2 separate regions of the Homo sapiens genome follow, and region 1 is linked to region 2. A link is an interaction called in ENCODE POLR2A ChIA-PET data of the cell type or tissue named here. Cell type or tissue: A673. All regions are shown on one strand. Links, peaks and the distances in the headings refer to the core of each region. The heading gives the core; the rest is flanking DNA.

Region 1 (5,382 bases), core at 229-5,228, 420 kb before region 2:
AAGCAATTGAGGGTGTCCTGGTCCTTTTTCAGTGTAAGTACTGGCAGCAGAACACAAACATGTCTTCATCCAAAAACAAACAAAAAACCCATAAGGTTGGTTGGACAGGTAGGGCAGAATGGTGAATGTTCTATATTAAATTCAAAAACTGTTCTAAGCCGAAAAGGAGGTTTCTTACAGTATGAGAATGGAAGCACTGATTACATAGTGAAATGAAATAGAATTTTTTTTTCTTTTTTTCTGAAACAAGATCTCACTCTGTCACCTAGGCTAGAGTGCAGTGGCACCATCTTGGCTCACTGCAACTTCCGCCTCCTGCGTTCCAGTGATTCTCCTGCCTCAGCCTCCTGAATAGCTGGGACTACAGGCACCCACAACCACACCCAGCTAATTTTTGTTTTTGTTTTTGAGAAGGAGTCTTGTTCTTGTCCCCCAGGCTGGAATGCAGTGGCGCGATCTCAGCTCACAGCAACCCCTGCCTCCCGTGTTCGAGTGATTCTCCTGCCTCAGCCTCCTGAGTAGCTAGGATTACAGGTCTCCACCACCATGCCTGGCTAATTTTTGTACTTTTAGTAGAGACGGATTTTTGCCCTGTTGGCCAGGCTGGTCTCAAACTCCTGACCTCAAGTGATCTGCCTGCCTCGGCCTCCCAAAGTGCTGGGGTTACCAGCATGAGCAACCATGCCTGGCCAAAATAGGTTTCATTTAAGTCTCCCAAGTTTCAAGAAGGGGCTTGCCTTATCCAGATCTAGCACCTCCTTCCTGTAAATGATGCAGTACTAGGGGAGAGAAGACATCTACTGATTGCTGTGAGGTCCAGAAATTCAGGTGAAGTCTCTTTCATGGCAGGGAAGGGAAGGTGGAAAGACAAGCTACTCAGTGTAGGAAGAAGGGTAAGATATGAAGCCTGCAGGCCTGTGGGAGAAGGGAGAATCCAGCAGAAACCCAGCTGAGTCAGGTGCCAACAAATACTGAGGACTGGGCCATTCCAGGACACAAATCAGATAAGTAGGCTGGTGGTAATTAGCATCCCTGCCCAGGGAGAAGAGAAGCCAGTAAGGCTTGGATAAGCAGCTTGATTCTGTCTTAAAGAACAATTTGTTTGGTATTTCGTCCTTGGGATAGTTTGCTGAGAATGATGATTTCCAGCTTCATCCATGTCCCTACAAAGGACATGAACTCATCCTTTTTTATGGCTGCATAGTATTTCATGGTGTATATGTGCCACATTTTCTTAATCCAGTCTATCATTGTTGGACATTTGGGTTGGTTCCAAGTCTTTGCTATTGTGAATAGTGCCGCAATAAACATACGTGTGCATGTATACGTATGTAACAAACCTGCACATTGTGCACATGTACCCTAAAACTTAAAGTATAATAATAATAAAATTTAAAAAAAAAGAACCCTTTGATGAGATAACCTAGGGCCTTCACTTAACCTGGACCACCAGTGAATATGAGTCATTTGTTTCAACCCTAAGCCATTTTAATATAGAGACAGATGAAACTATAGAAAATGTGCTGCCTGCCCAGAGAAGCAGAAACAATAGGCTTGCTCGCTTTTCAGGGTATTAACCTTGAGGAGAGAAAACTGGCTCTGAGGACAGAGGAAGGAAGCAAGAGCTTCCCAGGCATTAAAAAGATTAAGGGAAATAGTACTGGACTGGAGCAGAGAGGAAATTATTTGCCTGTCTCAGAGAGGACATTTCTGTTGTTATTGCCCCTATAAACTATCTTCACCCTCAGCCCTAAACCGGGTAGGGCTGATAGGATTTGTGGAGGTAATATATCAAATTAGTCTTGCTAAGAAAACTCCAGGGGAAGGCCTGGGGCCAAGGATTGCCCTGAAATTTATCTAAGTGACAGGACACTCAAAGCAGCAAATGGAGTGCTTGCTTGCCCCTGTGGACATCACAGCCAAAACTATGCTCATTAGAGGAAGGTCTCTACCTTAGTTCCAGGGAAGAATAAAGGATCCCCAGGGTTAACCAATGACCACCTAAAATCCTTATAAACCAGGCTTGAACTTAGGTGAAAATGAAAGAAAAATGTCTTGTCATGAACACAATCAGAAGTTCAGAAATTTCCAGCAATGTTAGGAGAAAATATGAGAGCTGTAAGGTTGCACATCTGCCCTATTCGTCGTATTGCAAATGATCAAGATTACACAAATATTACAAAAGCAAGGAAGCTGTCTACTTAGTTGTAAGGGGAGAAGGCGTGGAAAGACATTCAGCCGCTGGGCAAATGCTGAGAATGTCTGAGGGTCCTTCAGGAGCCCTTCTCCAGCCTGTGCAGCCACCCATTTATCACCCTAAGGGCGCAGAGGCATGAATAACGCCGAGCAAAGCCACAGACACACCCACCCACTCTCTGTGTAACACAGTCAGCTTTACCACACCACAGCCAAACACATTCTACTTGCTTATACAACAGCTCTTCGGGGTTCATAGCATGCTCATCGTCTTCACATGAAACAAAAACAGCCCTTTGTGCTCCCCACTGCCCACCAATTATTTCAGTCTCTGGTTGTGTTCCCCAGGGAACAGACTCTAAAGCAGAGTGTGGCATGCAGACACTCTGCTGAGAAGAGCCCTTGGGTTCGACACCTAAGGGAGGGAGAAAAAGGGAGCAGGATGTAGCAGAAAAATGCTGAGTCATGATGCTGACTCAACGACAGCTTCAACCAACTCCAGGACTAGCTCTGAAGTCCTGCCCCTTCAGTGTTGTCCTGAGTTGGGCCAGGATGGCCAGGATTTTATATCTTCACTGAGCAGTCCCTGGATCTGGACCACTCCAGAAATGGGTGCACCCTTGGGCAAGGCAGCTCACTGTAGCTCAGGCAGTGCCTGAGAAGCTGATGGCTGAAGGCTGGTGCCAACAACACTCACAACAGCTGGGACAACAAGTCTTTCCTTAAAGGGGGGATATGGACCACACAGCACAGTGTCTGCCACATGTTCTACATGCATTTTCTAAATATTCATGAAACTTCAGAAAAACGTACGTGGAACTGAAGTTTGAACTTCCCAACCTTTTTCAATGCAGAAACCATAACAGGAAAATAAACATTTCTAAGTGTGAAAAATGCTTTAATACCGAGCACCCTGAAGAATTAAAGTAACAACAGCCTCTAGTATTGCAATGCTGGAACAAAGATAGAAAAGTTCCTCTGTTTTAAAACAGCCTCTCCCCTCTGTCTCCTTGTGAGAAAGGTTTATGAGTTTCAATCAGTCAGTGACTCCTTGCTGAGGGCCTGCTATGTGCTCAGCATTCCACTAGATCCAGCTAGGCAGGATGCCAGAGAAATACATAACGTGGTCTCTAACTGAGGATGGTATTGTCTAGATGGGAAGGAAAATAAAACACCCGAGAGCATAGGAGAGCATCTTTTTGCTCAGTTGCCTGCTCCCAGGAGGTTTAGGTATCGTGGTCTAGCAAAAAGAGCACAGGAAACTCAGTTCAGACCCTGATTTCTTTACTTAATTACTGTATGAAGTTGGTCACTTTATTGATGTGAGGTTGTTCTAACACCTATGTCTCTGAGGATCAGTTTCCTCATCTTTAAACTGGATCTACTATACCTAGCTTACAGATATGAAAATTAAACGAGGCAAGGGTTGTAAACATGCATTGTACATCTTAAGGAACAATGCACATGTTTGCTGCTTTCTTCATACCCAACTCTCAGGGTGTCGGAGAAGAGAGAGAAAAACTGATGAGAGTTGGAGAAGTCAGAGATTTTAGAATAGGGTTCTTTCGGCAAGGCCTTGAGGTCTTGAGCCTTTCAGCAAGGCCTGCAAGCTGGTAATGTTCTGCCTACCCAACATGCTCATAGTCCCTGTGGCCTGTCCTGCACAATGTTAAATTTGTGTTTACTTTGAATTCCTTCAGGAGGGGCACATCATCCCTACTGTCTGTCTGCACAGCCCAGTGAGCAGAGAGCAGCAGGAACAGAGCTTGGGGCGAAAGAGTTTATGTTCTTGAACCTGCTGCAGCCCAGGAGAAACACACAGCAGAGGAAATACAGGTCCTCTCAAGGAAGTCGGGAGGCGCTTCCTACAAGGATATGCATCTGTGTAGGAGGGTTTAAGAAAGCTGGAAACAGGCCTGGATTGGAGGCCGTCAAAAGGTGGGGTTTCTTTTTGTGACTGATTAGCTTACTAATTTTTATCTAGGAGGGAGGCAGGAAGGTGAAATTGAGGTTTGAGTTGTCGCGGGCAAAGGAGCAAACGGAAGGAGGGATCTTTAGCCTTTTTTCTGTTAGCAGTGTGGCCTTATCTCTGTCTTGTCCCAAGCCTGGTCACCATGTAGCCCTGTCTCAACAGGGTGTCTACTCTGTGAGCATGTTTATGATCCATTGGGAAGATCATGGATCATTTTCGATGTCTGATGTCTCACCAGATGCATACATCTGCAAACTTCCTGGCTGCATTAGCTGTCTGAGCTTGCTAGCCTGCCTTCATCGAGGTAGGATAATTTGTGAGTTAAGAGGTATAGGTTGAGAGAGGCCTAATTCTGACAGGGAAAGATGATACAGAGGGGAGTCTTAATGGACGAGTAAGAATGTAGCAAGCATTCACTACAGCAGAGATCGTCAAAGTATGGCCCCAGACAAGCATCATCTGCATCACCTGTGGACTTCTTAGAAATGCAGATTCTTGGTCTTCGTCCCTCACCTACTAAGTCAGAAACCCTGGGGATGATGCCCAGCCATCTGTGGTTTACAAGCCTTCCCAGTGTTGCTGATCAGGCTAGAGTGAGAACTCCAGCCATGAAGTAGGTGAGAAGGCTCACAAGTGCAGCTGTGAGCAGCTCAGTGCAGCTAATAAATACTAGTGTGATTAGGAAAGGCTTTAAGGGGGAAATGGGTGTTGAATTGGGCCTTTCAAGAGGTGGAAAAGTAGGTAGGTGTGAGGAGGAGGAGGAGGAGAGGCTGCCATTGATTCAAAAATAACATGAGCAGATGCTCCTGCCTCTGGCTTAATTCTTAGCTTGGGACTTGAAGTCCAAAGATTGCAGTGCACTGAGGTCAGAATGACAAAAATATGTGAGATAAGACCAAGGGTGCATTATTCTGGATTTTCAACTAAAACGAAGACTTAATGAGGAACTTTCCCAACATTATTCTGAAGTAGGGAAAAATGCTTCAAGCAGTCCATCCGGAAGTTAGAAGTTATCAGAGAATTATAGTAATTGAAAGAGATATTTTAGAGCCAAATTAAAGAGGATGTAAGAGTTACATTAATTGTCTAGAAGACAGCCTTTGTATTGAATATGAGAACACAACCTCAGCTATAAGCTTTTAGTGAAATTAAATCTCATCACCGCTAGCCAAACTTGTGACTTTCCCATATGAAGGAGTGGAGCCCACCTTCCG
Region 2 (5,382 bases), core at 275-5,274:
GGTTCCGTGGAATCTCAGAGGTCTGTGAGCAGGATAAACTGCTTTATGGTAGTTTAAAATGCAAAACCAGAAATAAACCCTCCTAAAGCCAGTTTGTTTCCACTTTCTAAGTGGTTACAGTGACCTGTGTTTTAAGTACCTTAAATATATCAGTGACCTGCTGATATACAGCTTCCTGTTTCCTCTGTGTCCTGTGACATATCCTGACATTCCTTGAGCCCCACTCCCTTCCCAAAAGGAAGTACCTTGATGGGTGAGGACATAGGGCACACGTGTCTCTGGCCTTCTGTGGACATAATCACAAAATGGTAGTCAGTCCTATGAATTTAATCTCTTTAGGATATAAGGATATTCACGAAATAGAAGTTGAGCTCTCTGGACATACTCCACCTTAAAATTGCTCTCTCCTTCCGGGATCCTCACCAGCTGCAGAGCAGTAGTAATGAACTATTAAATTCATTTAACAATATCAGCATATGCTATCCTTCTCTGCTTGACTAGACAGTAATCTGGCTTGCTGGTTGGTATGAATATAGGATAATTTCACTCACACTAATTGAGATGGGGAGTTTGTATGAATGGCTGAAAAATTTGAGTTAAAGATAAAAAGAGACACAGCTTCCTCAACTATGGGAAATAACTGGGACTGTTAACAAAGATTTACTTGAAGAGAAATTGTATTGCTCAGGGTTCTCCAGAGAAACAGGACCAATAGGATATATATGTATAGGAAGAGATTGATTCTGCAGAATTGACTCACACAACAATTATGGAGGCTAAGTCCCACAATCTGTTGTCTGCAAGTTGGAGACCCAGGAGAGCTGGTGGTATGATTTAGTCCAAATCTAAAGGCCTGAGAACCAGGGAAGACAATGGTGTAAATTTCAGTCCAGGGAGAAGAGAAGACCAATATCCTGACTCAGGCAGCCAGGAAATAAAAAGGGTGAACTGCTCCATCCTCTGCCCTTTTGTTTTCAGACCCTCAGCAGATCGGGTGATTCCTGCCCATGTTGAGGAGGGTGATTTACTTTACTGAGTGCACCAATTCCGATGCTAATCTCATCCAGAAGCACCCTCACAAAGACACTCAGAAACAATGTTTAATCTGGGCACCTTGCGGCCCAATCAAGTTGGCACAGAAAATTAATTACCACAGAAATATTTCTGGATTCAATGGATTAAGTTGGTAATATAGTATTCATATTCATTTCCACGTGCCTAAAAAGAAGGTTTTTATCCTTTTTAATATCCTCAGTCCTATTAAACATACCTCACATTCATGTTCCATGGTTATTCTCTTATTATGTTGCTAAGTGCATTTCTACTTAGGCCAATCTGATTATAGTGATTCAGATTATAGTGTTTATCTTCTTTCCTTTATACAGTAGACAGTGTTCGCAAACCATAGGAGCTGAAAAAATTTCCTTCTTATATAGTAAGTTTTATGATTCCAGTTTTCCAAAGGGGTGCTTATGTTATGGTTATAACAGTTACAGCCAGATGACTATCTTCATCAGCAGGTATAACCCCAAATATTTATACATTTTCATTTGTTTCAAACATAAAATATGGTTTGCCTAAACATGTCATTCTGCCAGATTGGACTATGCAAAAGAATGTTACTGTTTTATTTTCTGCTTTTACTTTAACTTGTTCTCATTTGAGCTCTACCAGTTAAGATGAGAAGATGACTAAAGCTAGGGAAGCACATTTTAAATGCTAAATACCATGTTCATTTCAAGTTGGGAACTTGAAATGCAAGTATTTTTAACTTAATCATTAAGTTAAAGTCAGTAAGAACGTGGTATTTAGCATTTATTCATTTTAACTTAATGATTAAGTTAAAAATACTTGCATATTGGTTTGCTTGAAGCTATGGAGAAAAACATTTACCTTTTTTCCAAAAAGGTCTTAATATTCAAAATTATTGTTTCAATCTTACAAATTAACAATTTACTTATTTTTGATACTTTCGGCCTTTTTTATGTGGGCTACACCTAACATTTTTTGAAAAATACATACTGCTTTTCCTGTAGGTTGCACTTTGTGATCCTGTGTGTAATTCATTTTCAGTGGTTCTATTTTATTTATTTTTTGTTAGTTTGTATTTTCTTTTGTTTCTTTTTCTCAATTTTTAAAATTTTAAAACTTGTCCTTTTCTTTTTTTTCTTTATTATTGCACTCTTCTACCAAAACATTTTCAGTGGCTTTGAATAAAAGTATCAGAACTTTCCCGTGGTTAGCATTAGCTCTGAGATTTGAACAGGATGTATTAAGCAGAGGAGGAGGGAAGGCCACTAACATGTATGAGCTCCACTGTGTGTCACCCTCTCTGCCGGATGACTTACATGTGGTATGGTATCTCATTTTCCCAGCTCTCCTATCATGTCCTGCGGCATGTTATCACCACTTGATAAAAAAATTGAAACATGGAGTGCTTAAGTTTCCTGCCCCAGGTCACAGCTGATCTGAAAAAGAAATGGGATTCAAATCCAAATGTGCTTAATTGCAAATCCCCACATGACTCTTTCCTTCCTTCCTTCCTTCCCCCGTTGCTGCCAATGTAAGAAGGAACACCACTCCCTCATTTGCTACAGAGAAGACAGGGGCAGCTGTGTAAAGGCACCAGGAATATGCCCTGCCTCCTTCCTTCCACTTGAAAGCAACATCTGGATAGACACTCAACTGCTTTTATTTTTTGAAAAATGATTATTAATCAGGATTGAAGTGGAGGGAAAAAATCAAAACGAATGTTTCTTTTTAAAATGAAAGATACTGTTTAATTATTTAACAGCCTTCCGGTTTTAGTTAATATCTTTGAAGACTTTGGATTAAGATTCCAGACATTTTCTTGAAGGATGTAGAAAACGTATTTAACTTCAAGTTTAGTTTCAAAATGACTTAGCTATCAATTCTTCTCATTGAAGTCCTCTTTGAGATATTATATCCCAAATGTAATACACAGGTAATAATTCAATAGGAATACTTGGAACATTGGTGATATTTGAATAACCTTTTGAATGAAACAATTGATTTGATCTCAAAAGATAGTGAAAACGTCTCATTTTGTTTTTTATGTTAAATATGCTTCCTCTTAAGTCAAAATTCTTTTTTCTTTTTGCTTTTAAGCTCATAAATACTCTGAATTCTCACTAATCTTTTGGAAAATTGCTTGTATAGGTATTATAATTCACTTGGCTCATGAGTTACATAATATAGCAGTATATGTTGCAATTCAAATATTGCTTAGCAGTATTAGTTGAATTCAAAATAGAAATCACTTTCTTTTTGACAACTAGCATAATGAATTCATTGACTATTGTCAAATTTATGAAGACAGAAAAGTCCTTTTGTGATTCAAAAATGTGTTTATTGATGTTTATATATCTTTTGTCGTGTTTCCATACTGTCTCATGAAGGTTGTCTTCGTAATTCAGTTATCTAAATACATCATACATTTACCTTTTCCCTGGGGTGCCGTTATTCTACAACAGGCTAATTACAGATATCTGTGGTTTCTGCAGGAGTCTTAGTGTATGATATTGATGATATCATCATTTACTTTCAAAATTGCAAAATAGTAATTTAGGAAAGCATGGGGATTTGGAAAAACATGTCTTCAGCACCAACTGTTTTTGCTCTTTGCATGCTTGTTTCGTAAAGAACTCTAATGCTATAATTGCAAAATGGACCATTTTAAAGATTTTTCCTTCATTCTGTACTTGGGAGTGGTGAAAGACATCCTTACTGTGCTGCACAGTGTCTCATGGTGTTCTCTTAAACAGCATTAACGTCTTGTATGCGCTGCTTTACTAAATTCTCTGTTCTGAGAAATAACTGAAAATACGGCTTTCTATTAAACGAGTGGATTATTCTGTTGTTGTTGGCTTTTTTTTCTCAAACCTCCTTCTCTTCTACTTTATAGTTCCTACAACAGCAGCCAGTACCCCTGATGCCGTTGACAAGTATCTCGAGACACCTGGGGATGAGAATGAACATGCCCATTTCCAGAAAGCCAAAGAGAGGCTTGAGGCCAAGCACCGAGAGAGAATGTCCCAGGTAAGTCTGGCTCTTCCATCATTCAGCCCTACGATATTGGGAAACCTGAGCTTGCCTCTGCCTCAGTCTCCCCACAGGCCTGCTGGCTTTATCAAGATCTTTAAAGATGTAAAGTTCTAATTTTAAATGTTTACTGTGTGGGCACAGTTTGTGGGTTTTTTGCATCCTCCGTGAACATGCTGCCTAGGAAGGATCCAGGTATAGTTGGATTTTGTAAGCACAAATTAAATGATGTCTGTAACATTCTCTCTGGCGAAGAAAGGTACTTGGCATTATTATTCTGTGTATATGTAGTACCTGTAATCAACATGTTGTAAATTAAAATCCATCAAAATGCTCTTTAGTAAAGATGAGGTTTTGTATTAAATCCCAGACTGTTATAATTGTGAACCTACGATTGTTTACAGTCTGTAAAATCATAGAGACTTAAAACTGAGCTGAACCATAGTGATTATTTCATCTAGTCTCCTAAGTGATACATAGTGGAATAGAGGTTCGAGAGAGTGGCTTCCCATTTTAGCACAAAGCAAAATCAGTGAGCCAGAGACAACATTTAGAATCCAGGCCTTTCTTGCTCCTAGTACAGTACTCCTTTCATTATACTTTGCTGAAAAAAAAAAAAAAAAAAAAAACCTGTTTTGGTTTGGTTTGTTTTTTTTTAGCAGGTCCTTAATTAAGCAAATTAAAAAATAACTTATGTCTAAAACATGGCTAATCCATATATACTATCAACTACAATTGAAGCTATGTCTGCTACCAGGCACTGGATGTTGTATTGGAGTTTGATAATATGGAGGATTTTAGCCCTTGCTCAGATTCCTCATTCATTCATTCATTCAATCAACAAATATGGACTTATTATTTTCCAGTCACTTTTCTGATTTGTAGTCTACAAACCTAGGAGTGAATGTGGGGGGAAAAGAAGTAGGACATAAAAGTGAATGAATAAAGATCTCAGGTTAAAGTAAGCCATTCATTTTTAGTGTTAATATTCTGTGGCAAATATCAGAAGATAGGAGAAATTTTTGTCTTAGCACAGATGCTTAATCTCTTGAGAGACATTAAATGCAATTTATGAATTAGACTGCTGCGTATTTTCTAAGATCACAGTCAGTCTTTAGTAGACAATTAATCTTTCCTGTAATTTCTGATCTGGGTCCCTGCTGACCCCAGGAAGATTCCTCCCTCCCAGGGCCAAATGAATGGCCCCTGAGCATGTCTTTCCCATGCAAACCAGTCAATCAAAAGCTCCTTACTCCCAACCACCTTCTTATACTCTGGGCCACTATTCACCTGCTCTAATCACCCCAGGACCAGGTACCA

What was found. Peaks named below come from ENCODE experiments on the same cell type or tissue, not always from the same donor. Only the 100,000 strongest peaks of a DNase experiment are listed, where the experiment ranks them.
Region 1: POLR2A ChIA-PET joins it to region 2 with 6 read pairs; 1 of 35 experiments calls an interaction of 5 or more read pairs at or near these places.

Annotation. Positions count from the first base shown.
Region 1 is chr21:26,403,174-26,408,555 of GRCh38, reverse strand. It overlaps CYYR1-AS1 (CYYR1 antisense RNA 1), which reads right to left and starts at 2,613. Exons shown (of 4, transcript NR_135515.1): 1 at 2,428-2,613. In A673, for the core only: no CTCF peak of the experiment used is centred there; a DNase peak (open chromatin) is centred at 2,605; H3K27ac peaks cover 1,433 bases.
Region 2 is chr21:25,981,021-25,986,402 of GRCh38, reverse strand. APP (amyloid beta precursor protein) reads left to right here. Exons shown (of 18, transcript NM_000484.4): 9 at 3,926-4,059. Among named protein-coding and RNA genes, the nearest start is that of APP, 190 kb to the left of the region's middle. In A673, for the core only: no CTCF peak of the experiment used is centred there; a DNase peak (open chromatin) is centred at 2,502; H3K4me3 peaks cover 858 bases; H3K27ac peaks cover 2,051 bases.